7 separate regions of the Mus musculus genome follow, and regions 2, 3, 4, 5, 6 and 7 are each linked to region 1. Evidence: chromatin loops called from intact Hi-C (ENCODE). Cell type or tissue: heart. All regions are shown on one strand.

The links. Hi-C counts contacts between places; a loop is a spot of excess contacts. Peaks named below come from ENCODE experiments on the same cell type or tissue, not always from the same donor. Only the 100,000 strongest peaks of a DNase experiment are listed, where the experiment ranks them.
Region 2: it touches region 1 in a loop (2.8-fold over the local background); 12 of 42 quality-filtered maps call a loop at or near these places.
Region 3: a loop joins it to region 1, with 6 times the contacts of the local background. A loop is called at or near these places in 12 of 42 quality-filtered maps.
Region 4: a loop joins it to region 1, with 3 times the contacts of the local background. A loop is called at or near these places in 3 of 42 quality-filtered maps.
Region 5: a loop joins it to region 1, with 9 times the contacts of the local background. A loop is called at or near these places in 16 of 42 quality-filtered maps.
Region 6: it touches region 1 in a loop (9-fold over the local background); 15 of 42 quality-filtered maps call a loop at or near these places.
Region 7: a loop joins it to region 1, with 2.1 times the contacts of the local background. A loop is called at or near these places in 5 of 42 quality-filtered maps.

What each region holds. Positions count from the first base shown.
Region 1 is chr19:56,132,311-56,136,310 of GRCm38, reverse strand. No RefSeq gene overlaps it. Among named protein-coding and RNA genes, the nearest start is that of Gm31965, 21 kb to the left of the region's middle. In heart, a CTCF peak has its summit at 1,984 (motif pointing right); DNase peaks (open chromatin) are centred at 510 and 1,990; H3K4me3 peaks cover 301 bases; H3K27ac peaks cover 302 bases; H3K27me3 peaks cover 686 bases.
Region 2 is chr19:55,543,484-55,547,483 of GRCm38, reverse strand. All of the region lies in intron 7 of Vti1a (vesicle transport through interaction with t-SNAREs 1A), which reads right to left. Among named protein-coding and RNA genes, the nearest start is that of Gm41871, 160 kb to the left of the region's middle. In heart, a CTCF peak has its summit at 1,756; DNase peaks (open chromatin) are centred at 1,753 and 2,773.
Region 3 is chr19:55,535,517-55,539,516 of GRCm38, reverse strand. The region is part of intron 7 of Vti1a (vesicle transport through interaction with t-SNAREs 1A); the gene reads right to left. Among named protein-coding and RNA genes, the nearest start is that of Gm41871, 160 kb to the left of the region's middle. In heart, a CTCF peak has its summit at 1,617 (motif pointing left); no DNase peak of the experiment used is centred here.
Region 4 is chr19:56,253,407-56,257,406 of GRCm38, reverse strand. No RefSeq gene overlaps it. Among named protein-coding and RNA genes, the nearest start is that of Gm32144, 12 kb to the left of the region's middle. In heart, CTCF peaks have their summits at 1,664 (motif pointing right) and 2,450 (motif pointing right); a DNase peak (open chromatin) is centred at 3,886.
Region 5 is chr19:55,412,719-55,416,718 of GRCm38, reverse strand. All of the region lies in intron 5 of Vti1a (vesicle transport through interaction with t-SNAREs 1A), which reads right to left. Among named protein-coding and RNA genes, the nearest start is that of Vti1a, 99 kb to the right of the region's middle. In heart, a CTCF peak has its summit at 2,447; no DNase peak of the experiment used is centred here.
Region 6 is chr19:55,333,841-55,337,840 of GRCm38, reverse strand. The region is part of intron 3 of Vti1a (vesicle transport through interaction with t-SNAREs 1A); the gene reads right to left. Among named protein-coding and RNA genes, the nearest start is that of Vti1a, 20 kb to the right of the region's middle. In heart, a CTCF peak has its summit at 1,746 (motif pointing left); no DNase peak of the experiment used is centred here.
Region 7 is chr19:55,742,735-55,746,734 of GRCm38, reverse strand. Tcf7l2 (transcription factor 7 like 2, T cell specific, HMG box) reads right to left here. Exons shown (of 15, transcript NM_001331146.1): 2 at 3,893-3,959; 3 at 3,538-3,662. It overlaps Gm31734 (predicted gene, 31734), which reads left to right and starts at 3,532. Exons shown (of 3, transcript NR_168128.1): 1 at 3,532-3,573. In heart, a CTCF peak has its summit at 1,986; DNase peaks (open chromatin) are centred at 1,254, 2,504, 2,954 and 3,624; H3K4me3 peaks cover 3,438 bases; H3K27ac peaks cover 3,275 bases.

The sequences.
Region 1 (4,000 bases):
TAAGAGAGGCACTGATATCTTAGTCTTTTACAGCTCCATACAGCTTAGATTTCTTACCACAGCTATGCATTGTTTCATCCTAAGACATGGAAACAACGGTCCGGTGCTCAGGGGCATGCTCTGTGGAAACTGCCCAGAGAACCTTCTCCACAAAATAAAATAATTTAAAAAATCTTTCTTTTTGGGAAATTACTTCCTGTAGGAAGCCCTTCCAGGTGGAGCCTGCCACTGCTATTTCTGCAAGAGCTGCCCTTTGCCTTACCTGAGTGATGAACTTTGCTAATCCAGCCTACTACTAACCAACCCACCCTAGAGCTACAGCATCAGTAACAACTCAGTAAAAGGCCTGGGGAGCAAGGCCTACAAACAGTGCGAGCGAGGTGCCTGCTTGGTCTGAGCATTTCTCTCGAGGAGGCCAACAGTGTGTTACCAGTTTTGGCCTCCTGTCTTGTCTTTATGACATGTGTTCTGGTGGGACCAGAGCCAAGGGAGCCAAGAAACGCTCCAGAGGCCTGACCCAGGCTCAAAGTTCTGGGAAGCCTTCCCTCTACATGTGACTTCTTAGCTGGGAACTGGAAGATGAGGAGACAGGCTGATGAGGTGAGAGGGCTGGGGAGGAGGCTCCGTGGATTTGGGCTGAGCACACAGGCAGGCTCTGAAGAATACAATACTTAGTTCCCAAGGATAGGAGAGGAGGCCCAGCCTTCAGGAGCCTCAGAGCCTCGAGGGCAGGCATAGGATGGGGCCAAGTCACGTGATGTCTTAAAGAGTGTGGGATTTTAAACTTTTCCCTGAGAACAGTTCAAAGTTCTGGAGAGATTTCTCCTAATGGGCTTATTCCACTTTGCCCCACTGGGTCCAAACTCAATTCCTGGCAATTAATGGGCACCTTGTGATCAGCTTCATAGCAGAACCAAGCCACCCCAGAGAAGATCCTCTAAGCAAGGTGACATATGTCGCCTCTTCCCCGCTCTCTTTGTCTTTTGCTATCTAGTATAGAACATAAAATCTACCCAGGGAACTGTGGCAAGGAAGGCAAACTAAGTTAACTCTTCCGGCCTCACAGTCTTGCCCTGAGCTTCAAAATGGACATTGGATACCGCCACCCTGACCAGTGAGACAAGCAAATTAAAACTGGTGGGTCAGGAGTGGCTGGGGGTTTGCCAAGGACCCCCTGGCAGGTCCCAGGTACTCTGAGCATCATGCTTTGGCCGGTAGTCAAGGAAGGATCCCCCCAATCTCCTGTCTAAAATATGTATTTATAGGTTTAATTATGTGAATTCACTTGCCCTTTGCTCAAAGAAAGTAGATACAGGGGCATTTTAATGCTCCACAGAAATGAAACTGTGTTGAAGCCAGCCTGACCTCAGACCGAATGTCAGAGCCGTTGGATTTTTTCAGCAGAAACATAATACTTTTTATAGAATGGGAAGTCAATTGAGAAATCATAAAAAAAAAAAAAAAAAAAAGTAGAGTTGGGAAGGGCTTTGTGCTCACCAGGGTTAGGTCCCTAGAGCCACTGTAGCCTTGTTCCCTGTGGGGAAGGGTCTAATGTTTTGTCCACTTAAGTTTTAAATATCTCAACCAATGGCTCATTCCTGGGAATACCTCTCCCGGGGCGCTAGATCTGGCCCTGCCTGTCAAGGCCCCTTCCTTGCTCCTCCATCTCACTCAGCTCAATGATATAGACAGGCATCTGCAGCGTTTGAAGCAAAAAAAGCCTTGCCTTTCTTTCCCTTTCATCTCCATTTCTCCTACCTGTGGAAACTTCCAGATCTGGAACGGGGCGGGAAGGAAGAGGCAGAGAAAGGAGGCAAGCTGAATATTTGTTCTGAAAGCGGCCATTACAAGAAGCCAAACCCCAGGCCTGGAGCCGACATTTCAGCTTTGGGAACAGGCAGGATCCATGGAACCTGCCTCACTGAAAGCTCAAGGAACCAGCTCAGAGCGGAGCTGCCTCTCGCCGCAGTAGCTGGGACAGAAGGTGGCAGCACAGCACCAGGCTGTAAGGTCTGCAGTCGTTGGAAGCTGGGGACCATCCTAACCCTTCCGGGCGTCCAGATCCCTCCTCTAGCGTCAAGAGTGTCCTGCTTAGGCTAGGAGTGACCCAAAAATCAGCTTTTAAAAGGCAAACCTCAAACATCCAGAAGTGTTCGAACGTGGTCGATTTTCTATGTAAAAACATCATGTTGCTAGAGTTTAAAAGATTCCAAATGGGGTCATAGGGAGGATCCCAAAGGACTTAAACATATAAAGTTACCCTCTTATCCCATGTAGGTAATTTTTAAATAAATTCAGAATACGTGCATCTTTCTTCCTTTGCGCTCTACAGCACTTCTCCAGCCATCTCTGAATTTCCCTTTGGTGTTCCTGTTTTCATTTGCTGATTTAAAAAAAAAAAAAAAAAAAAAAAAAACTTGTTTGGTAGTGTTTGCATGTAGTCCTTCCAAAGCAGGGATCCACACAGTAAGCACTTCTGACTCAAGAGCTGGACCCCTGCTGGGGAGCCAATTAAATGCACTGCCCACCAGGGAGAGTGTGATATTTTTTATTACTTTCTAATTTCGGGCCCTGAAATGGCTTCAGTGATCAGAACGTTTTTTTCTGCCTTAGAAACCTAAAGGAGCCAGCGAAACGATGCCTTTGATTTGTATTTTATTTATATCGGTCCATACTGGCCAAGTGCACACTAAGGATTTCCCTGGGGCCTCAGAGGGTTGCAGGAGTGGAAAAGCAAGACAAAGAAAAAAAAAAAAAAAAAAAAAAAAAAGCACAAAACTTTCTCACCCAGTCGCCTCTGCAGAGCAGGGAACTGTCAGGAACACTGGGAAAGGCTTTTTTGAGAAGTCGGTGAACTGAGAAAAAATGGATAGAAGAATTGGAACAAAACCATTTCAGTGGATTTAAATCTATTTAAACGACAATAGTAAATCAAAGCCATGCCTCTTTCTCATTACCAGTGGCCCCAGTGGTAGGGCCTCATAAATGCTGGCTAAGAAAGACTTGTGTTCCTTTCTAAATACATTCACAGGAAGCCCCACCCAACCCAAGGTGCAAGGATGCTTGCTTCTAAACTCCTGTTTGTTTTGCGTTTCCTTCTCTTCTAAAAAGCATCAGCTTCCAGCAGAAAAGCTTCGAAGGGGCAAGGAGGAGATCCAAACAGACGCTAATGAGGAAAAGAGAAAGTGAAGTCAAACTCTCCCTGAATGCCTGGATGTTTATTTATTTATCTTTGCAACAAGCAAGGATGCTTTAAAATCTAGAAGCACTCCTGGATAAAGCAAACCAGACCAAGTAGCTCACAAAACACCAGAAGCTCAAATTCTGAGCTGTTCCAAATCCTATTCACCTGCCAATGGGGTCTTGGCTGAAAGTCCTCGTCTTTTGTTTTTTCTTTTGTTTTTGTTTTTCCCTTTTTTCTTTTCCTTTTCTCCCGACTCACTGTTTAGCCAGAAGGTAATTCTGAATGCTTATGGGGGAGGGGGGACATTCCTACTAGCTAGTGCTCCCCTTAAAAACAGGAGCTGTTTCAATTCCCATTAAGCTGCTCTCTATGATGTAAAGTCTTTTAATGAACAGTCAGCTCGCGTTGAGACTATACGTGTCGAACCCTGCTCGCTAACAATTTTCATAAAATGTGATTCAAGAATTAAAAATTGCAGTGCTCTAAGAAGGTGGCTACTGTATGTTATTAGACAATGCTCTGCCAAGGCAATCTTTCCTATCTCTTACGCAGAAATCCCATGGGAACAAAACTGTTTACTCTGATTGTGTACAGCCTCTGCAAGTACCACTTTATCATAGGATTTAAAGTTCAACAACTTAGCAGACAGTATTTATTATTTAAGGAAAGGCTAAGTGTTTCTTCTGGGCTTCTCCGACTTCAAAATCACAAAGCAACCCCTCTCCTCTCTCTGCTTCCCTTCTTTCTGTTCCCTTCCTTTTCCCTCCCTTCTTTCCCTCCCTTTTCTTTCTTTCCTTCTTTCTGTCTGTCTGTCTG
Region 2 (4,000 bases), 590 kb after region 1:
GCTTTGTATATTACTCCTTCTCAGTTGATGATGAAAGACATGGTCTAGTTTTATTCTTCTGCATGTGGATACCCAATTTTCCTCAGAAACATTTGCTAAAGAGACAGTCCTTTTCCCAGTGTATGCTCTTAGAACACTGAGTGAATATTTATTAGCATCTATAGTTTTTGAAGCCTCTGATGATTTTTGCCAATAGCCAGAGCTGAGGGCTACTGGGCTAACCTGACACATGTTTCAGAAAGACTCCATAAGAATAAAAGAAAACCTGGCATTTCTGTAAAAAGACATGGCACCTTGTAGGATTCCCATCAAACTTATGTGAACATGAGACCCTTGTACAAAAACATGTGTTAACATAGATGGAAACTGCTTTTGGATCTCCACGGAGACCAGCAATGAAGGCCGATACCCTTGCTACACTTTCAAGCAGAAAGCCCCACACTGTTAACTGTGCAGGATAAAGACCAAGCCTTTCCTCAACAAGGATAAAGAAGCAGCTACCCCATGTTCTCAGCAGGGACAGATGCCCGATGTCATAATTAAAAGGGATCTGACATGCTACCTAACACACACACACACACAAACACACACACACACACACACACTCTCATCTGCTCACACATGCTCAGTTACGAACATACATGCTCATACATGCTTACTTACACACAACTACACATGTTTATACATGCTCACACTCTCACACACACGCTCATACATGCTCAGTTACAGACATACATGCTCATACATGCTTACTTACACACAAATACACATGTTTATACATGCTCACACTCACACACACATACACACACGCTCACACATGCTCAGTTACAGACATACATGCTCATACATGCTTACTTACACACAAATACACATGTTTATACATGCTCACACATACACGCTCTTACATTCATACACATACTGACACACATATATACTCACTCACAAACACAAATACACATGCTCATATACGCTCACACATGTATACACGCTCTTACATATATACATACACAAACACTCTCTCACACACATATGCTCTCACATATATCCTCACACTGACACACACACACACACTCACACATGAAGCCCTCCACGAGCATCCTCTCAGTGAGCTGTCCAACCACGAGGGACCTCATTCCTTCACAGGACAACACATTTCATTGCTGGGCAGATCCAGTGTCTGTTATGTTGGCCACGAAGCAGCCTCCCTCTAACCTCTACTGTTCACAGCTCAGTGATTTGGCTGAGCAGCAGAAGCCTCCCTTCTTCTCGACGAGTGCCCCTCGGTACTCTATTAAAGTGGGACAGGGAACACCACTGTACACACAGGACGGTACAGGAGCCAAGCGACGTAGATTTGAGCTGAAGCCCTGGCCCAGACTTTCCGGCATGACAACTAAAGTCCCTTAGGCCTGACTTTCATCATGGTTATAAAAACTGCATAAACACAAAGACAACGGAAAACTGGTGTTCTTGTGAACAGTGAATTAAAAGTGTAAGTCAAGTGCTTTACGACGGCCAAGCACAGTACAAAACATACTTGTGAACAGCGAATTAAAAGTGTAAGTCAAGTGCTTTACAACGGCCAAGCACTGTTCAAACAAGTTGATGCTTTAGTAGTACTTTAAGGTACAATATTTCTGTTTGAGCAGCTTTTTGGCCAGTTCAATCCTGTGTTAGCCTTGTCTGCGGAAGCTAGGCTCATTCAGCTGCTAAGCTAGAAGTGAACACTGTTCACGAGAGCTCCACAGCGCCCTCTATCTGCCTCTTGCTTCAGCAAGCCAGTGAATTCCAGCACTGTTGCAAGACCGAACGGTGTGCAGATACCACCTGCTGACTTGTGACCAGGAAAGATAAAGAGTAGCAGTCCCAGAACAAGGCCTGGTCTAGAGTCTTCTGTTCACTACGTAGGCGGCCTTGGTCAGATTTGCTTACCCCAGGTTCCCATACACACGAGGAGAGAAGCAGGATATTTTACATGGTATCTATTAAAACAAAACAACACGCGTCAAGCTCCCAGCAGGATATTTTGTTCATTTGACTGAAGGGTATTTTAACCAGTGTGGTTTTTAAAAAATTAGTGAAAATCTCTTTGAAAAGTCTACATTGTCTTCTAAAACAGTGGGCTTCACCTACATGGAGACAGCGTTCCAGTCAGCGTCAGTTCTGCATGGGACCCACGTACACCTCCTCTTAGGCTTTCCTGTCTTTCTGTACGTAGGCTCTCTGGTCTCAGCCTCATTGTGCTGCCCAGGCTGCCTGCCTCTCAGTGCGTAACCTTCCTGTCTCTGTGGCCCAGCTGCTGGCATTACAGGTATATGTCCTTGTGTTTGGCCAGATAAGCCAATCTTCAACCGTGTGTGATTCCAGACCACTAGTAACCGTTTTACTAACAAAATTGGCAAAATAAAGTTTTAGAAGTAAATTGATTCCTGGGAACAATTTGGTTATTCTGTAATTCCCAAAAGCTTCTACTGTAAAAATAACATCTTTAGTCTGTGTACTCATTTGAAAGTCCCTCCCTGTGAGGGGTGCATCTGTGTCCAACTTGGTTCTGTAACTACATTCCTGAGGTCAGGGAACAGAATTTGTAAAAACTCAGAGAAACGGATACATCTCCAAAGGAGAAATACAAATGGCAGCAAACACAAGAGAAGATGCTTGCCATCATTTAGCCATTGGAGAATGCCAGAGCAAACCACGAGGCTTCCCCATCTGTGCCAAGCAACCCTAACAGAAAGACAGACAATAACAAGTGGTGGGAAGGAAGTCAGGAAGTCAGAGCCCAACACACAGCTGCTGGGCCGTGAACCACAACACTCCCCTCAGCACACAGCTGGCATTTCCTCAAAAGTCAAGCAGAGGAGGTACCGTTATCACTTAGGATTCTATTCTTAGGTACACAGAAAGGGGAAATGCAAACATACATTCACAAGAAAAGCTTTTCAACAACATTATTCATTATAGGCAACAGGCGGAGACAACCCAGAAGTTCACATCTTGGCAGATAAGCAGATGAATAAAGCTTGTGAGTATACTGGTAAAGTATGTATATACGCACATGCACAGTATAGGAGAAGGCTACTGGCCAACCAAAAGACACTTGGTATTAACACACGCCTCACCATGGATGGCCCTTGAATTCATTATGCTAAGTGAAAGAAGGGAGACACAAAACGGCCCATGATGTTTGACTCTGTGCATGTGAAATGACCAAAACAGTCAAACCTATAGAGACAGAGGAAGATGGGCCATTGTCAGGAGATGGGAGGGACAAGGAATATTTTCTTTTAAGGGTGATGAAAATATTTCAGAATTGACTTTGGTGGTGGTGGTTGTCTGACTAAGCAAATATGCTAAGAGCCAGGGAACTATACATCTAAATGGGTGGGTATGTGGTATGCAAATCATATCTCAATAAAAGCTATTAAAAACTCAATAGAGGCACACAGTCATTAAACTATAAGACTCAAGGATCAATTAAATTTAAATCAGAGTGCCGAGTACATGTGTGTGTCTATAATGGCATCTTATGTGGATAATTGCTTTATATGTTCGATTGCTTTAAACCCATTTTTACATTTATATTATTTTTCAGGAGCAGCTGAATTTTAGGGAGGTAAATAATAAACAAGGCTATTGTGGCTCTGGAAATGACATTCTTTTATTTTACTACCTAGGATTGACTCGACGGTGTAAAATGCTATTAGGAGAAAGAATGGCCAAGTCTGAATGAGAGCATGTATTTCATCGTGAAGATAAAAGTCTTTCTTCTCTCTAGTGAATACAGGTAATTTCAGAAGCAGCGACTCCTAATTATTCAGTGTTGAAAAGCTAAAAAAAAAAGGTTCACATTGAAAACAGTGACCTCCAGTTTGCTCTGTGAATGAAGACAGACACAAATTCTCATTTTCCTGGAATCCTGGTTGATAAGTGAGTTGGGGAAATGCATGCATTTCTTCATTACAGTGCAGTCGACTGTTCATTTAAATAACAATGACGG
Region 3 (4,000 bases), 600 kb after region 1:
CCATGATTACATAGCAATTAGAGTTTAAGTGCTCTTAAAATAAATGGCAATTAAGGACAGTAATCAATGATAATGGTGATTCAGAAATAATTTGCTTGGTTCTTTGGTTAGAAAACTGAGGAGGAAACCTTGACATGAGAGAGCAGAGCATCAAAGAACAAACAATCCTTTCACAGGAAAGCTGCAGCTCACTGAGGAACTAGGGAGGAGGAAGCAGCTCCTCCCTGGACCATGAGCCAGGCCTCAAGCCCCAGCAGGTCTAGTGTGGGACAGCCAGTGGGGGCCACTCCAAGCCGTCTCAGTCCACACTGAAACACAGACAAGGGCTCCCTGAAGATGTAACAGGAGTCTGGTGACAGGAACTGCAGATCTAGGAGGGTATCAGTGGTGTGGAAAGCTCTTGAGGATCAGCTTAGACACGTTCCTACATTTGCAACAGCTTTCACTCCATGCAGTTTTAATGCTGTCCAGTATCTGCCATCCTGAGCTTAAAAACAGCAGCAGAGTACACTGTGATAGTCGCATCCATTAATCTGTGCATCACACAATAAGATGCTGTATGATCAACAGCCCTGAACTTGCACTGGGATCCACTGGCAACAGAAGCAGACAAGTCATATGTTCTGAAAAAATGGTGGACAGTGAGGTGGGCATGGAAAACTGGGGTGCGCATACATGCTGCTATGCATGAGTTTCATAATCAGACCCATGTTTCATGCTAACATATGCATGTCAGCACAGGCTCTCCAGGGAGGAAACACCGCTCCCTCTGCATCCCTGCCCTCTCTGTTCATTGGGTCATGTCTTCCTTCCTCCCCTTTGGAGTACACCTTTAGCTGGATCTACAGAGATCGATCGTGAGAGAGGGAGAACAAGGGTGTGTGTGTGGAGGGATGGAAGGAGAGAGGGAGGAGGGCAGGGAGGGGTGCTCTAACAGTTTGCGTTATGGAGGCAGGTTATATCATTTAGTCTACACAGAGCCTTAAGTACAAACATGGTTGAGTGGAGAAACAAATTCTTAGGATGGGAGTCAAGTGAGCCATACATTTTCCCACTCACAGTCACCAATTTTCACTGAAATACACACTCAAGGTATCACCTTTGTTCTGCCTTGGTCCAGTAAGTAGAAATACCAGAAGTAGAACTTTAGGGTGGTGTCTGGCCAGCCCAACAGGACTAGAAGAAGGTGGGAAGGGAGTTTCTGAGTAAGAGGGCTGTGTATAGGTCAAACACAAAAGCAGACTGGGAATGGGGAGAGCCAGGTTTCACATGAAACCTGGTCATCCTTCCAGGATGAATGAGTGTCAAGGGCAGAAGCCTTGTACTCATCTTCCTGGGCAGTTACAGGAAGCTGTCAAGTGATGCTTCTCAGTTCCTTCCCAGAGGTGACAAATGGGACAGGTGTCTTTGGCTGGAGGGACAGAGAGTTGACTAGCTAAAGTGATGAAAACCACACAGGGGCGACTGGCTGGGAAGACCCAGGTGATGCTGGCTGTGTGGGTCGCTCCTAAGCTGCATCCTTCCTCCAGGGAGAGTTTGCTTTCTGCTGCTGTCCAAGGAGGCAGCATGAGCTACAGACTGCACAGCACCGAGTAACGGCTCCTGGCGCCACCCCCTGGTTGCATACTCTCTACCTTGTACCTCACAGGATTCAGAACGGTTTACATGAGTACTCACCAGGCATGTGTGGAAGGTCACTGGACTGGGACTCAGACACCTCTGGTACCTGGGCTGGCTTTGCCATTAACTTCAGTGCATGGCCAAGGAATCACCTTGAAGTTTCCCAGGCCTGGGGACAGGGCATGTGGGAGCAGCTTGCCAGTAAGAATTTGATATGCAAATACCAGGGATCATAGTGGGAATGCTTTGTGCTTAATGGGTTAAACAAACACACTAACCAACGAACACAGGTATGATTTAAAGCATCAAGTCCAACTTACGCCTATAGGGCCCTTAAAGCTTAGCAGTAGGAAGTTCTTGGCTTAGTGAGCCAGGCTGTGCTCTGGTCCTAAAACCAGGAAGTAAACTTGTTAAACTGCAAGTGTTCCAAATGATTCCTAGAAAGGGCTATTTTGCACAATCTGATGATTTGGGATTTTGTCAAATGAATGTCACCAGATATGCCCTATAATTAGGACAAAATATTTTAAAAGTTTAAAAACGAAGCTATTCATTAACTCATTGATTTTCCTACAGATTGGGAACCTGAATTTAAATGATACCCAAAAATATAACTGGGCACACTCACAAAGAGAAGAATGGATTGTGAGTCTTTAAATGGAATACAGAAGTTTAAAATGCTATTAGTGTTCAGATTCTCTGAGAACATTAAAACTGCCCATTAAATAAAAATCTAATAATTGGCCCACTGAATTGTGACATTTTGTAACCTGTACAGGAATGTAAGAAATTGTGGAAGAAAAGTTCTTTTGAGGCAGAATTTGATTTGCAGTGTAATATTATTCTAGAAGCCAAGGTCTCATGCACACAATTACAAACGAACAACAGTGCATAGTGGCTAATGAAGCCAGGACGACCGTGGAAATCAAGCCCAGGCGTGTGATTCACGACTCCCCAAGGTGAGTTCTATTCCTGCTTAAGGGAAAAAGCAGGCAAATACACAAACTCAGAGAAAACCCCCAACTTGAAACCGCTTTCTTATTAGGCCCAGCTTACAAACAAAACTAATCAGATTGACCTAGGGTTTCCCAGCTTCCTCTGCAGTGCCGTTAAATTAGCCTGATAGAGAGGTGTCAGCCAGGACAGAAACCCTAGGTTATCCAGGGCCTTCTAGATATGTTCCTTGCTCTCCAGGGTGTGGGTCCAAGGCACAAACCCACAAGACAGACACTGAAGGGACTAACTTCAAAGACTCCTGCTGTGTCTAGCAGAAGCAGTAAGTGAAGGCATGGCGATGCCAGCTGCTAGTGTGGTCTGGACACTGTAGAAAGTCCTGGAGTGATGTGGGTGAATCTTTGATGGGGATAAAAAGAGGACGGTAGATGTTCTGGCTGGTGCACCAGCAAGAGTGAGGTAAGAGGCATGCCTCAGGAATAAGCCGACATTCAGTCTGGGCAGGGCCTAGCAGGAGGCGGTGGCTGTTGGGAAAGAGCACACACGATGGGCTGGGAATGGACTGCCCACAGTGCCCATGCCACAGACACTGCTATTGGTACTTTGAATTGGCAGGAAACTTTCATGTCTACACTTTTTTTGTCTTTTAAATTTCCTATGACAGAGCCTTGCTTTATAGCCCAGAATGGATTGCAGTTGTGATTCTTATACCACAGCCTTCCAAGTGCTTGGCTTATAGCTATATTCCATCACACCTTGTTTCTGTGTAGGCTCCTTAGATAGAAGCACTGGCTGCTTTTTCCCAAAGGACCGTGGTTCAATTCCCGCACCACATGGTGGCTAATAACCATTCACACCTTCAGTTTCGGGAGATCTGACACAGTTTTTTGTCTTCTGCGGGCACTATATGCAAGTGGTGCACAGATACAAATGCAGACCAAACACCAATATTCATAAAATAAAAATAAATACATCATACACACACACATATGTGTTGTATATATGGCTCCAACTCTATTCCTTTTTGGAAGTTTTGTTCAAACTCACTAGATGCTGACAGAAGATGAGACACACACACACACACACACACACACAAATGTCAGCAATTGCTAGAGGCAGACATAAAGGGAAATGAAGGTAGAGAAGAACCAGGTTTAGAGGAAGCCGGTGAGCAAGAGGGAGACAGGAACAGGCCACATGGACTCCAGACAAGGCACATCAGTATATAGTGGAGACCTATACTCCCTGAATATAATTTCAAGCTTATTTTGTATTTCAACCAATCCACAGTGATACAAATATCTGTACCTTATTACATTTTGCTTGGGAGCCTGCATACTTGGCATACTTGGCTAGCTAGCCAGGGGCAGGGCCGTGGGAAGACTGAGGCAGAGAGCCCTCATAGTTTCCTTCTTGAAAGCTATCA
Region 4 (4,000 bases), 120 kb before region 1:
GACACAGCTGGAGTTATCACAGAGAAAGGAGCTTCAGTTGAGGAAATGCCTCCATGAGATCCAACTCTAAGGCATTTTCTCAATTAGTGATCAAGGGGGAATGGCCCCTTGTTGGTGGGACCATCTCTGGGCTGGTAGTCTTGGGTTCTATAAGAGAGTAGGCTGAGCAAGCCAGGGGAGGCAAGCCAGTAAGGAACATCCCTCCATGGCCTCTGCATCAGCTCCTGCTTCCTGACCTACCTGCCTGAGTTCCAGTCCTGGCTTCCTTGGTGATGAACAGCAGTATGGAAGTGTAAGCCGAATAAACCCTTTCCTCCCCAACTTGTTTCTTGGTCATGATGTTTGTGCAGGAATAGAAACCCTGACTAAGACACCTGCCCAATGATGTGTGAGGTTCCCTGTTGTCTCTGACTTCTCCAAAGCCAGCTGTCAAGGGCTCTATAACCCAGCCCATCTTTAATTCACTTCCTCTTCCTCTTAGATCTGCCTTTTCACTCACACTTCTTCTGACTCCACTGCCTCTGGCTAAAATGCCTTCCTCCTTCCCCAGTGCTGCTTTAATCTACCCAGGTGCCATGACCTGGAAAGATAGTTTCCATTGTCTGACATTTTCCCACTCTGCTCAGTTGTTGTAAGTGCCTAGAGCCCTCTGTGATGTATACTCTGAAATAGATACATGGTCTACGTGAAAGTCCTGATTAACAATGTATCCATGAGTGTAAGCAGAAGCTATCGATTAGTGATGTCTGCTGCGGTTATAGGAAGAAGACGTTATTGATGAATAATGTCTGCCATGGGTAAAAGAAAGGCAGACTACTGATTAGTGATGTCTACCGTGGATAGAAGAGGGAGAAATGGAAGTAGATTTTGTTTAAGAGCCAATGGATGTTTGCCTCTTCCTGCAGCCTCTAACAGTTGCTTGTCTCAACTTATCATGGACTACCATATCAACAAGCACCTTATTTTATTGGCTGGTGTGTGTGTGTGAGATCTGACTCCCTTCAATTGTTGATCTGCACCAGACAGTTAAGGACTTATTGTAGTTATGGCTAGTTTGTATCAGAGCTCACTGGATGCCAGCAGCACCCTGAAGTCCTGGCCCTGTCATTTCAAATTCTCACTTACTGTCACAACTCTGTATAGCAGGTTTTCCAGCTGAACCATATTGGGGAAACAGCATTCACAGAGAGAAAGCAGCTTTTTAGAGTCAACTAGACAGTGTGGTGGGACCAGTGTCTGGCTCCAAACTTTGGGAGTTAGACTACATGAATCTCAGTCTCCTTCTTTGTATATTCCGGATGGTTGGTGTGATCTGCAGCCACTTGCTTTGGATGAGATTTCTACAGTTATTTTAATGTCTTGATTGGAAGAAACTTGCTATATACTTATCACATCCTTCCCCGCCACACTGAAGTATCCAACAGCTCTAATCCAGAATCGATGTGGTGTGTATAATGATGCTGTTTTAGGGTTGGGCCTATTTATCATTCTTACAGTTCCCTTATAATTTGGGAATATGGACTGAAGGTCACAGATGCATACAGAGCGTGGGACCCTGGCTTGAACTGATTCAGGAATTCTAAAAACATTACTTCAGGGGGTAAAAACAGGGTCTTTGCTTTTAATGAAGTTTCTAACTTTCCTGGATGCAGTAGCAATGTTTTACCACAAGAGGGCAGTAAAGACAAGGATACCAAATCCAACTTGTAAGCCAGGCCTCAATAAAGCAAGAGTCCAGCGGGGAGGGATGTTGTTTCTTTTATTGTGGCTGCTGTCATTAATCTCAGACTACTTGTGCCACAGCAGGCAGATGCAAAGATCTAATGGATAATTTCCTTGCAACTTCCAGCAGAATGCGGGAACAGGCATTTAGTCATCTATGTCTTTGTCCAGCCTGTATTTATTGAGCGTCTACTATATTATAGCTCTGTGCTGTCAGGGAAGAGAGGGAGGACCATGTAGGATAGGCAGACTGGCAAATTCTAGTGCATTTGTGAAAAGACCTCTGGGATTTCCAGAGCTTGTCCGAGAGCCAGGAGGGCATCTTGGAGGAGGTGACATTTGACTTTGCATTGGAGATCAAAGGTGGGCACCTCAGATAAACAGAGTTGGAGAGGGACAACCCTAAGTTTCATGTCAGAGAGTGACCGTCATAGTCCCGTCCTCTTCCTCTATGATGAACTCACAGGTCACTGAATTAGGAGCTTGACAGAGGGTCCGAGCCGCGGAGCCAGCACACCTGAGAATCTTGGAGTCCTGGGGCTTGGGGAAGTGTTTGGAGTACCACTTGGGTTGATCCCCTAGGAAGCTCCTGGGAGAGTCCAGAACGCTCCTTCCCTCCGTTTGTGGCAAGGCTCTTACTTACTCCCTGGCCCTGATCCTTTAGCCCAAGATCTCTGGCCGAGAGGAAGGCACAGGGAGAAAACAAAGTGCATGAACTACCATCATGAACACCTGGGGGCGCTAGAGAGCAGGCACCGCCCTTCCCAGGGGTCTGGGGAGGCAGAGGGAGGAGGGGCTAATACATGATGCCTGTGGTCTCAGGAGCAGTGTGGACAGAAAGGTCCCGAGCTGTCTATCACCAAGATGACCTCACAGCAGCAATAATAAAACCCTAACTTCAATTTGCTGAGAACAAGCCACGCCAGGCTCCCCCTCACCCTCAGGAAATATTTACAACTGCACTTCCTGGCTGGTGTCCTTACTGTTCCCATTTTGCAACCAAACACACTGAGGCTCAGGGAGTTCAAGGAACTAAGACTTCCTTAAAAAGTGCAATATGCCAGGCCTGCATCCCCATCTAGTAAGGCCAGCCTGGGGTACAGAGAGAGTCCAGTCGTTGGATCCCACAACACACATGCATGCATACATTCACAAAAGCCAAGATCAGGACTTAGTGTGGGGTTTTTTGGGTTGTTTGTTTGTTTGTTTGTTTGTTTGTTTGTTTTTTGAGACAGGGTTTCTCTGTGTAGCTCTGGCTGTCCTGGAACTCACTCTGTAGAGCAGGCTGGCCTCGAACTCAGAAATCTGCCCGCCTCTGCCTCCCAAGTGCTCGGATTAAAGGCGTGCGCCACCACTGCCCAGCCTTAGTGTGTTTTCTTAACATCAGAGTTCAGAATTCTTCCACTTCCAGCTGCCACTACGGAAGCCTCTACTGAAACGTCAGTCACAGTTGGTCTGATCTGCAGGGGATGTTTCCTTTGTGGGTTTTGCTTGTTTTCTGTCGACAATTCAGCTATCATGAATTAAAGTGAATCTGGGCGAGGGACGTGGCTGTGTGGACAAAGGTGCTTGCTGATAACCTGAGACCACACAGTAGAGTATATGTTCTTTTCTTACCTCCACAGAGGTGCCATGGCACCCCCAAGTCAACCAACCGATTGATCAGCCAGTTGATTGACTGATGGATCCAGCCATTAACCAATACAATAATTTATTTAACAACTGCATCTAAGCTGGAGGCAGAGTCTTAAAGTCAGTTGAAGTCTGGGAGCTGAGCACTGACAATGTGGAGCCCGCCCTAGGTCCTCCTGACTCTCTATCCCACCCTGCAGCTCACCAGCCTGCGTGCAGTCTTGCGATGTCCTCTTCCTCTCAGGCTTGCCTGAAGAGCAGACACTCCCCACCCTGAAGGATAGCTCTCCTCCTGCTGCCTCTCTGGAAGCAAGCGTAGCCCATTTCAAGTACAGATAGAGGCCATGAGGCCATGGACGGGTCTCCTAACCTGTTTCTCTGAGCCTCGGTGTCCTCAATCTGTAAGACCGATATCTCCTTCCATTGCTGTGATAAAATACTCTGATAAAAAAACAAAGGCAGAGAGAAAGTGTTTAACCCATCCAGAGGTTACAGGGACTACATCGTAGCTGCGCATGCTCAGTGCTCCTGGCATTGCAAAGCAGAACACAGAAAGAACAGAAAGTGAAACTTGGCTGTAACACGTCAAAGGCCCCCCCCAGCCCCCCCCCCCCAGATGGATTTCATCCAGCGAAACCTCACAGTC
Region 5 (4,000 bases), 720 kb after region 1:
CGAAGGTCTTATGAGGTGTATGACTTCACCACAGAAGGCAACAAACAACAGTTGATCTATCTAGAAACTATCTAGTTAATCCTCTGGGTTGTATATCTTGAGTGGGTCTCTTGCACTGAAGAGAGACACAAAGATGAACAGGGAGATAGAATGTAGGAGGCAAAGCACAAAGCCTTTAAATTCCCAAACTAAATAAATACAAGCAGGTATAATGCGACCATTTACATGATTTTTCAAAGAGCTCACAGCCAGATCACATCATTGGTAACTGCCTGTGGCTGCTATAGGATAGGATTGGTAACTAGGACTGGAACGCTCCAAGCTTCCCAGGGAGAACCCTTCACCATCCTTTAGCTGCATACCAGGAACGCTGTGCTAACAGACAAAGCAGACCACACCACACATCAGCATATACAGCTTCTCGTGGACTGTAACGTGGTGCTTATGTCTGAGACCACACACTTCCCTCTGTACCACAGGACAGACTGCAGCATATTCTTCTATAAGTACTTTCAGAGCTATGAAACAGCTACAAATAAGAAAGATGATTAAAAAGATCACTTCCAAATATTGAAAAGCCATCCATTCACTTTGAGATTCAGTAAAATATAAATACCAATCTGGCACTGCCTATGATAGATCGCTGCTCATATAAGTATCAATTTTTTATAGTCTTTAAGAAAGACTGTTTGTCTTTCTTTTCACAAAGTTTCACATGCTCTAGAATCCTTTCCAGAGGCAGTTCACCAACCCTTGGGGAAAAGTGGTGCTATAAACCTGTGGTGACGGCTGGATTTGTCAAGTCATCACTACAGACAGCATCTACAGAGTCTCCCACATCTTATGTATGGACAATCAGACTCCACAGATTTAACAAATCAGAGACTCACAGTGTCCATTACCCAACTTGGTAGAGACTACATAATAGTTTTGGTTACATGAAAAAAAGAAATCACTGACTCTCCTCCACAGAAACACTACTGATGTTGTGTATCAAGTATTCACTATCAGGAAAATATTTCATTATATAAAATACTCTACGAAGAATGGTTAGCCCATGCTCTATACTGCAAACTGCCCTGTTAGTTCTAGTTCAGTTGTTTGAAATCATAGAAACAAATATAATCAACAATGCATCTCCATGTACTATTTCTGTAGTAAAATAATACCTGCCATCATGTACATGAATTCATAAAATTCTATCCCAACAAGACATACTTTATAAAGTAAATTATGTTGTAACATTTAAAGTAAATAGTATGCTACCTTTGCAAAAAAAATGTTATCCAAAAAGCTTTGCAAAAAATATGCTATAGGTCCAAAGAATATGACTTCATTTGTTCTTAGAAACCTTTTTAAAATGGTGAACTTAGGTATATTTCTATCAAAGGCAAGTCAGCCTCCATCTAACTAGTAGGGGAACACCCAACTGACAGACACTTCTCCCCATCCTCCGAGGAGGTGCGTGGGTAATGATGGGTGTTCTGGGGTGGATGTTAGAACTGAAGCAAGTGAAGGCTGGCACCTGGGAAATCCAGGCACAGTCACGTGTGCCCATAATACTTGTGGCTGTTTGCCGTGAGATAATTGTAAATCTCATGTTCTCATTTTCATTTACAACCTCCAGCATCACCACACAGGAGCAGCTCCCATTGCACAGAGGATGACTCTATTACGTGAGAAAACAGAGGTTTTCAGAGTCTATCTGTGCAAGGAAATGACTGCAGAGCCCTTGGTTCAGAACCTGCCAGCTTACAAGACAGATGAGGATGACATTAAACCCACAGAAACCCTTGGATTTTCTCACACTTTTGACAAAAGTATTGGATTACTCTTCAGACTTCCTTTCCAAATGATAAAAGCTAAGAAACATTAGAAGTGAAATATAATTGGATCTTATTATTTTAAATCTACTCTTTTAACTTATGCTTGAATCAATGAATGCAACAGAGACATTATTACAAATTTCATGGAAATAAAGGAAGAAAATACAATGCAGCAACAACAGCAAACTAGTTCTTTCTTATATTTGTTTTAAATCTTGCATTAGGAAAGAAAAAATATTTGACTTCAGATTTTTATGCAGACATGCTAAATAAATTTCAATATAAAATTTCTAAGTATATTTTTACATTTAGTATATTTGACATTTTATAGTTATTTTACTACTTAATTTTAAGTAATCTTTAACAGTTAAAATAACTTCAGGCATTTAGATTATAAATATTTTTTAAAGAGCTAGGTTTTAAAAATGTATTTACTTATATCTTTAGAAAATAATGAAAATATGTGTTCTTTAAAGTATGAATTTAAAATTCTTAGAAAAGCATCTTAAAGTCTGCAAAAGAGTCATAGCAAAATATCGTCTTTAGCTACAGTAAGTAAGGTACCGCACATTAGAAAGGACGGGAGTCATCTTCACTCCTGTGCAGGAGGAACACTTTGCTGAGTGGTGGCTCAATGGCGCAGCCTACGTGTTGAGAAGTGTAACAACGAGGAAGAAGCAGACTGCAGCAGGCTTGGCTCCCAAGTTCTAAATGAGGGCTTGAAAGCAGAATGTGGCTTTGGAAAACCTCACAGGCATAGGAACCGTCTGTGCGCTGTAACTTGCACTGCCATTCTTATAACTATTTAAAGTAAGTGAAAGCAAAGATTAATAAGGCAGAAATAAAAACGATTATCTTTCATTTTTGAATGGCTTCTGAATAAATGAACATTCTTTTCCCTCCACTTAAAACACAAACACACACACACACACACACACACACACACACACACGTACGGAGGCATACTGTTTTCTGGCTAATATTCTTTAATAGCTTATGTGTATTAGATTAGCATGCAACATTGGTGTTCATGATACCGTTCAGGTAGAATTTCCTTAAAAATTCCAAACATAAACACTTACAAATTTTAGTCATGAAATCATTCTAATTTAACAATGCATTTTGCTGACTAAACAGATGCCTGCCGATTTACGGTCCAGGTGATAGGAGGGCTAAATAAGATCTCTTCTGCTATCTCAGATACGAACTTGATAATTACATTAACTTTCCTGAATTCCTTTCCTCTCCATATAGCATGGCTCTCAAATTGAGTATGGAGGGATGTTTTAGCCGAAGGCACTATAGTCCTTTGTCTCCCACAACCTGATTAAGGGAAATACAGAAATATGTATATTTGAAATATCAAACTAGCCAGTTTCCACAGAACATATTTACAAACACCCAATATTAATATTATAGTGAGAGAAAACTCACTGAAACAAATTTCTTTAGGTGTGCACTAAAAGCCAGCATTCTAGTGTGTCTAATAAATTCCCTTCCTTGTTATTTATGTATTTTTATCTCTTTTAAAAAGCCAGGAGCCATCTCTGAGGAAAGGCCTCAGCACAGAGTCCCAACTCTCCTCGCATCATGCAGAACTGACTGTTAATTCTACCACTGAAAAGGGCTGTGTGATTAAAATCTGAGCTCGTTCCTCTTCTCCATTATTGTAAAAGGGGGGTGACCCTGTAAATTTACTCAAGCTGTTTAAACACAGAAGACGTGCAAGCACTCAGAGGCCCCGTGTCACAGGCTGGGGACGATCAGGAAAAGCTGCCTCAGTGACACTGCAGCTCAGACGCTTCAACCTCACAATATGAAGGGTTTTTAAAACTGTACTTCAATCACGCAGCAGAGGTCTCATCAATGTGACATGGACTCCAGGAAAACAAACTAGCAGTGGAAGCAAGTACGATGTGCAGAAAGGCAGGCAGCCTCTGCGCTCACTACTGATATGTGGGCTGGTTTTTTTTTTTGTTGTTGTTGTTTTTGTTTTGTTTTCTGTTGTTCTGTTAGAAATCAACGAATGTTGAATAAAACTAAAACAAAAGCTACTGAAATGCTTGGTTACTTATGATTTAATTCCAAGAGCTCTTTTCATTCAGTTAACAATTGTGGTTTCTCTCTTCCTCTCTCTTTCTCTCTCTCCCTCTCTCTCTCTCTCTCTCTCTCTC
Region 6 (4,000 bases), 800 kb after region 1:
GCCTTAAAACATACAGTGAGTCCACAGAGTGAAAAACACTAAAGAAGAGGAAAACCAAAACTTGTTCGCTGGTGAGTATGTGAAGAGGCAATGGATGTTCAGTCGTAAAAGTCCCAACAAGCAAACCTTAGAGGAGAGAAACATCAAGGAAGGGAATCTGCGCTTCCACTTTCCACAGAGGTCACTTTAAGAAACTGGCTAAATGTGTTATGAACTGGATGGTTCACAACAAAACCAAGCCTGAGGGAAAAAATAAAACTCTTAAATCAATTTCACTCCATATTTTAAATTTCTTATACCCTTAAGTATGATTTTTTTTCCAGCCTCCGAAGGACACAAACTCAAGCCAACTAACAAACAAAAATGAAACTATTTTTACACGTGGTCCACTACCCACCAGGTTTATACTAAGTTGAAATCAATAGCAAAGTCTGGCATGGTCCATCCGAGCCCTACTTTAACGCCTTGTATAAGCAAACTTAAAATAGTTGACAGAACGCACATCCTCAGCTACTATTGCACAGCTTGAAAACCTCCCCCTGGAGATGAGATCTGGCACAGTCCCCATCAGCACCAGCTGAATGCCCTGAAAGGCTGTGAGCAAAGTCAAAAGTGCCTAACCCACTTTAAGCTGTGCTCTGAACCTCGCCGGCACAGAACTGGATAAAAGACAGTAAGAATAGCATGAAAAGCAAGTCAAGATTCACGGAGAGAGAAACGAGATGTCAAAACCGTTATGTATCATTTCAAGTTACCAACTGATTTTAGTTTGGCAAAGCACAAGCCTGGCGTGTCTTATTCAAATATTGTTGTAGCCCTAGGGCCTAAGTCTGAAATATCTAGTTCAGTCGGTAGTGTTATATTATACAGCCATGAATTTCCCTTGAGCATAAACTTTAGGAGGGCAACGAACAGAGGGGAACCGGTTTATTATGGAGTCATCACCTTGAGGGTTTTGGTTTCTTCGGGAAATATCGTTGCTCATTGTCATCTTCCCCCCTTTGATGCTGGATGCACTCAGAGAGGACATTCATTTAGAAATGAATTAGCTACTGTGATGCCCAAGGAATTGTGGGTCATACCTGAGAAATGAGTGCGCCATGGAGAAACCAAGTAAGGCGCGCACAGTGCTCATCGATGCCAGGGAGGCTGAGCAGCACACAGACGAGGACCGCACAGTCTCTGGCCGTCCATCTGAGGGGCCACGTGACTTCTGACCGCACAGTCTCTGGCCGTCCATCTGAGGGGCCACGTGACTTCTGACCACGAGACAGTGTGTAAGCAACCAGGGGAAAGTTTACTATTTATGAGTGAACAGTTTAACATTAGAACAGAGATGGCTTTTTGACTATGGCAATTAGCTTCTTCATGTTCCAAACACCAAGTAACATTTTCCCATTAATTTTTAAACCAATGTGGCTTTAACTTAAAATAAACTGTACATCAAAAGAATGGAAAATAAACAGCCAGGAACACAATTTGACGAATTGGATTTATTTAGTTTATTTATCTAAACAGGGACCATTGGATCTCTTTAATAGGCTGACAGTTGCACTGGGCTGGTTAATAAAACATTCAACACAGTGTCTTCAGCCAATATAGAAATGCAAATCCCATCAGAAATATTTTATTCATGAGGCAGTAATTTCTGTTACTACCATAGTTGCTTCCTTCCTTCCTTTTCTTTCTTTCTTTTCTTTCCTTTTTTTTTTTTCTAATGGCACTCTGCAAACAAACAGTGCCATCTAGTGACCAATGAAAAAGTCAAGTTTGTCACAGGCTTATAGTTAAGTCTGGCAAATTTTTACTCATTTTTCTTATTTTCAAGTGAGAGCACAAATACAAGTAAACAGAAAAGTTTGAAAGTAGCTGGCCAATAAAAAGGATTATAACAGAGAAAATTTCTAAAACCAGTAAGCCACACACACACACATGAACACACGTGAACACACATACACACACACATGAACACACACACACACATGAACACACACACATGAACACACACACGAACACACACATGAACACACATATGAACACACACACATGAACACACATACACACATGAACACACACACACACACATGAACACACATAAGCATGCCCTCATACATACACACAAACACCAATTTACCATTCTATCTAGAAAATACATACCTCAACTACATAGACAAATCAAAATGTTATAAAGCCTAAGTAAAAAAAAATGGCTCATTAATCATAAAGTGGCATCATAATTTTAATTTTTTAAAAAGCAATGTCACATAAGGAAATTTTTTAACTGAACAACAAAAGCCATCTGAGACGCTGACAACACTGAAAGATAGATAAGTCGACACAGGATGCATATGTGGGTGCACACATATCTGTTCCAGGACATACATGGCCTGGCCGCCATGGCTTCGGTGAATATGGAAGCTGTTTTCACAGGTCACCAAAGTCTACAGGGCCTAAAATCAATAGTCTCAAGTCTGAGGTGGTCATCATAAAATTACTCGCATTGGGAAAATGTCAGAGCTTTATAGATCAGGGAAATCTATTATGGCCCACTTCGAAAGTTAGCATTAAGTCCCAACAATACAATTCGTAGAGTGCCAAGATCATAATACTATTTCACTCAAGCACACATGACAGGGGAAGGGTCAAGGGCATGACCCTGTGATACTTGCTATGTGGGGAGGCCAGAGAAGCGCCCTGCACACTTGCTTCCCAGGACCGAAGGCAGGGTTACAGCCGAAAACCGTCTCTGGCGTCTCCCTACCCACCATGCCGCTCCACCTGTGCCCATCTATGTAGAGCTACCGAGGCTAAGAGCCTAAAATAAGAATCTCACTAGCAAAGATGGCTGCTTGCATAACCGCTTTCTAACTCCCTGCCCTGGTGGGACCTGACAAAGCCTATTCTGCAGGAGGAGCATGTGTGCACATGCAGAAGCTTTCTAAACAGACCACTGCCTTTCCCCAGAAAGGTCACAGGCTTGTGCAAATGCCTAGCAGAAACAGTCAGTGAGTTAGAGTTCAGCCAGCTGGGAGACCCACATAGGTCTGCCAGCCGCCTCAACACTGGGAATCTTCCTAGCGGAAGTACTTTAGAAAAAGAATCCCAGCTGCGTTCCACCCTGGAGTCTGTGCAAGAGCTTTATAGATCAGGGAAATCTATTATGGCCCACTTCGAAAGTTAGCATTAAGTCCCAACAATACAAGCCCCACAGTCACAGAGACTTTCTCCTACAATGGTTTGAGACTTCAGTAAGCAACACACAGAAGGTGCTCCGCTCTGGTCCAACTTCAGTTGTTATTTCTTGGCATCATCTAACATGGAGGAGAAGCAGAGAACAGAGCAGAAATGACCTACAAGAGAAGCCTAAGGAACAGAGTCCAGAACAAACTGCCAAGTGGTGAACTGCAAAACTGAAAACTCTGTATTAATCTGTCTTCTACGAATGCTCCAGATTATAAATCTTACGGGGACACGTTCACTGCAGCACAGTAAGGTGTGAAGGAAATAAATAGAAATATACAGGTGTTCAACAAGAGTTAACATCACAGAGAAGACAACATGCTCCCATTAAAATGATCTAGAGTTTATAGAAATTTAAAATGGAAGCATTAAGAACATATATTTTTAAAATATGGATGTGTGACATCATTATTATGTAAAGCTATTTACGGGAAAGGAGAGATTAGAAAACAGCCATCCAAAATGTAAAACATGATTCTCCTGGAGCAATAAGGCTAAGTTGATCTTGTTTTTTAAAATCTTTTGGGATATTCTGACATTTTATATAGAATGAAGGAGTATAACTGTTATAAACGGTGACATGTTCATGGAGAAGGGACGTTTCTTTGCTCAGATGGTTCTATCCAGTGCTACAGGTCTGGGGTTGCTAAGAGATTTACCATGACCGTAAATAAATCTTAATAAGGAGAGGCTTTTTATTTTATATACTGGTATACGATGTGGGACCAGGACTGTACTTGAGAACCCCCAACCATATCAA
Region 7 (4,000 bases), 390 kb after region 1:
AAGATTAGCACAGAAGACTTGCTGCAGAGATTAAAATCTAAACATGTCTGCCATAAATATTTCTGAAGGAGAGGAAAACAATTAGCATAAATACTAACGAAGGCTGGGAGCACCTGTTCTTCTTCAAGGCGATAAGCATTTTATTGTTCTCTATTTAAAATGTAATGACCTGTGTAATTACTGTAATATTACATTGTTATAGAGGGGCTTGGAATGTCACACTTTGAAGTGTTGTCAAAACAATCAGGGGTGAAGGTGGGGGGTGGGAAGACAACAGGGAAGGCCCAACATTAACCCTTCACGCACCAGGCTCTCAATCTTTTGTGTCAGGAAGGATTATGTTGTTTGAGTGAGGTGAAAACATCCATTTTTTTTTTTTCTGGGCAAGCCAGAAAAAAGAAGTTGCCGGGCTAAATAAAACCTCCTCGATGAATAGGCTCCCTCTTGGTTTCCTGCTCCATTCCAAGTTCAGAAATGAATTCAAGATGCTGCTCACTTATCTGCTCAACCTAGGTAGCAAGCAGCTCCATCGGAAAGCAAGCAACCATGGGGGTGGATGAAGCTGTAGAGAGCACCCTTAAAAACGAACTCTCTCACACGTATCACATCTATCACATCGCAGTGCCTACCACTGCAGCCCTGTGTCTTCTTGCATGCTGGGGGTTGGGGGGGTGGGAATAAAAGTAAAACTACCCCTTCTGTCAACTTCAGTACTGTTACCGTATTCTCTGGAACACAAACATGAGCAAAGCCCTAATATTGGCACTTCCAACCCTTCCCATCTGCTCAACTAGACTTCTTCTCCTTAATGTATTTTTCTATCTGAATGTATCCTCTTCATAAGCCATTTCTATTAATGTATCAAAGATTATAAATTAATGTTCTGAGGAAATCTATGTCCTTCTAAAGTAAAAATCATTACTATCAAGCTTTTACAACTTCTTCAGCAATTAAAAGATTGTTCTAGAGATGATTCATCAAAAGCCAATTTCATGATAATTCTTAATTCTTTACATTCTTAAGCAGAAAAGCAGATACCAGGATTTCAGAAAGTCTTAGCCGGTCCTGTTCATAAGTAACAGAAAACAGCAAAAAGCACCCCAGCCAGCAGGAACGGAAGAGAACGAATGAGCTTACTCCTAATTTGTCTTTACAACTCACAGTCAAAACCAGACCCTATGAAGCCCTGAGAATTTCAGACCTGGGACCGCTGGTTTGCCTGTAGGTTCCACCCCGGGCTGTAAGGAATCTGGAATTGCAAGCTGGCCCTAGTGTCCAAAGGCGTCTAGAGGGACATACACCCGCCTCTCAGCTCCTTGCCAAGGCTTCCCTCAGCAGCCTAAATAAATAACCTCAATTTCGGAGCACATACTGCTTAACCAGGTAAGGGAAAGAAAAGAGTAAGACGAGGCAGCGTGCACAAATATGTCTGCTGATGTTTGACACGCAAATACTAACATAACAGCCTACTGGGTTTCAGAAATGCATTCTCAGAGTCAATCTGATGTCACAGCACAGGGCCACCCGCTAAGTCCACAATTAAAATAACTAGACGCTGTCTCTTTCTACAAAGCCCACAAAGGGGGGGCCTTAGGTTGGGAACCTTCCTTGTCTCACCGGGAAATCATTTATTTGACTTTAACAATTTCCCTGTTTCCTAATTACAGCACAACATAACTGTGTGAGTTTGGAGTTGTGGTGTGGCAAGATCGCCAGCGGTCACAGACATGCAGTTTGAAAAGGGTCAAGAAAGCCAACAAGCCTGCCATCAAAGCTCAATATTCAGTTGGTCTTTCGGGTGACTAAGTGGATTTTAAAATAAAACGAAGGAGGTCTGCGTTCTAGAAGGAAGGGGCAGAGGGGAAGAGGGAACCCCCAGGATTACTTTGGTATGTTGCTGGGTCCAGTTTGCTAACACGGACCCACCAGCTACCAAGAAAAACACCAGGCGCTGCTTCGGAGGCTGCTAGCAGCCTCCGGAAAGCGCGGGCCCTACTGGAGGAGGTCGGACTGTACCTCTGTCCCGGCTTCCACGGAAGACACGGAAGACACGGGCGCTGGGGAGGGGGTGTGATTGTTTCTTTCCTAGGCATTAAAAAAAAAAAATACCAGTCTAGCGTGCTTTAGCCATTCTACCAGAGCCTGGGGGGCGGGGGGAAACAAGTCAAACCTGATAGTTAATATTTTAATGCTTAAAAACACTTGTAGGTCTGACTGATCCAAGCCCAGCACTGCTCAATAGTGAGCATATTATTTCAGACAGCCACCTTGAATAAGCAAAAAAAGAAAAACAAAACTAGTGTGTGTAAACACGAGGTAGGGACCGCGGCCAGAGGTGCAAAGTGACAACCCCGGGAAGCCGGGTACTAACGCGCCTTGTGTGTCTAGAGCTTCGCAATCCAGGCTTTTTAGAGGGGAAAGGGAGGAGGCAGGGGGACAGTGTGAGGGAAGAGGGCAGAGGCCCCGGGGGAGGGGACGAGCAGGAACGAATGTCTGCAGTGAGTGCCGGAGGTGCGCCGCAGGGAGCGCCCCGGAGAGCCTGGCACCCCCCGCTGCCCTGGACTCCCCAAAGTTGGGTGGCCGATCCCCAGAAAGGGAGGCATCCCCAAACCTCCTACACCTCCTTGAAAGCGCTCACCCTAGCCTCTGTCCCCGCCCCAGGGGCCCACAGTGAGCTGGTCAGGATAAAGAAGGCCTCCGCACCCCATCCGAAAGCACCGAATTTCCCTTGACACAAAAGTCCACTCAAAAGGCCATCCCGACTACACACAAATCCAGAAGCCCGGCCACACAGGCCTCCCCACCACGCACGGCTCGCAGCTAGCAGCGTGGGGCACCCAAGCCCTGCCGGGTCTGCAGAGAAAAAGCACGCCCAGGGCCCCCGGGCCTGCGAAGGGACCAAGCCTGGCAAGTGTGACCTTCCCTTGGAAGAAGGGGCCAAGAGGCCCTTGAGCCTGCGATCGCCACTAGAAAGCTAAAATGACTGGCTGGGGCCAGAGCCGGGCGCTTCCGTAGGGCCGAGACTGCTCGCTCAGCACGGTGGCTCCTGGAGCCAAAGGCACCGGGAACCCGCGCGGCCCAGCCGGGCCTCCCAGCCAGCAGCTAAGGGGTTAACCTGGGGAAAGCCCAAGACGCACAGAAGAGGGAAGGAAGAGAGGGAGAAGAAAGAGCCACACAGTCCTCTTCCCAGGGACAAGAAACAAACACCACCAGCAAGAGGGGGGAGGGGGAAATCAGAGCTCAAAAAAAAAAAAAATGAAAAAAGAAAAGAGAAAGAAAAATTAAAAGTTCAGATTGGCACCCCAACAGAGCCCTGCCTGAGGAAAAAAAAAAAAAGGCTCCCCGAATCGTGAGGCAAGCACAAGAAAAGCCAGAACATGGCGAAGCGCAAACAAACCCAGTCCACAAAAGGCAGAGAAAAAGTTTGGAGAGTTCGGGCCGCGAGGGGGGGAGGGGAGGGGGGAGGGGCGGGGCGGGGGAGGGGCAGGGCATGCGGGGCCGGCAGGCGGGCAGGGCGGGGAGCGCGGTGGCACTTACGGTTCGGGCGGTGGGCGAGAGCGATCCGTTGGGGAGGTAGGGGCTCGTCAGGTCGGGGATCATGATGAAGGGGTAGCCGGGATACGGTGGCCCCTTAAAGAGCCCTCCATCTTGCCTCTTGGCCGCTAACATGGCGGGGCGGCGGAGGGGACGGCGGCGGCCGCGCGGCGCGGGAGAGAGCGGGAGAAACTTTTTAGCAAGTGTCCCCCCGAGGGCCCGCGCGCGTCCCCGGGGCCCGGCCGGCGCGGGAACTCGGGTAGGGTGGGTGGGGAGTGGGGCGAGGGCACCCGCCAGGCCGACCCCGGGGAGGGGGAACGCAACCGCGCGGTTTTGGGGGCGCGCGGGGCGCACTCACCTTCTTCCAAACTTTCCCGGGATTTATCTCGGAAACTTTCGGAGCGAGGCGGAGGCCGTCTTTCCGCCTTCCCGGAGGGGCGAGGTGGGGAGGGCGAGGGGCGATAGC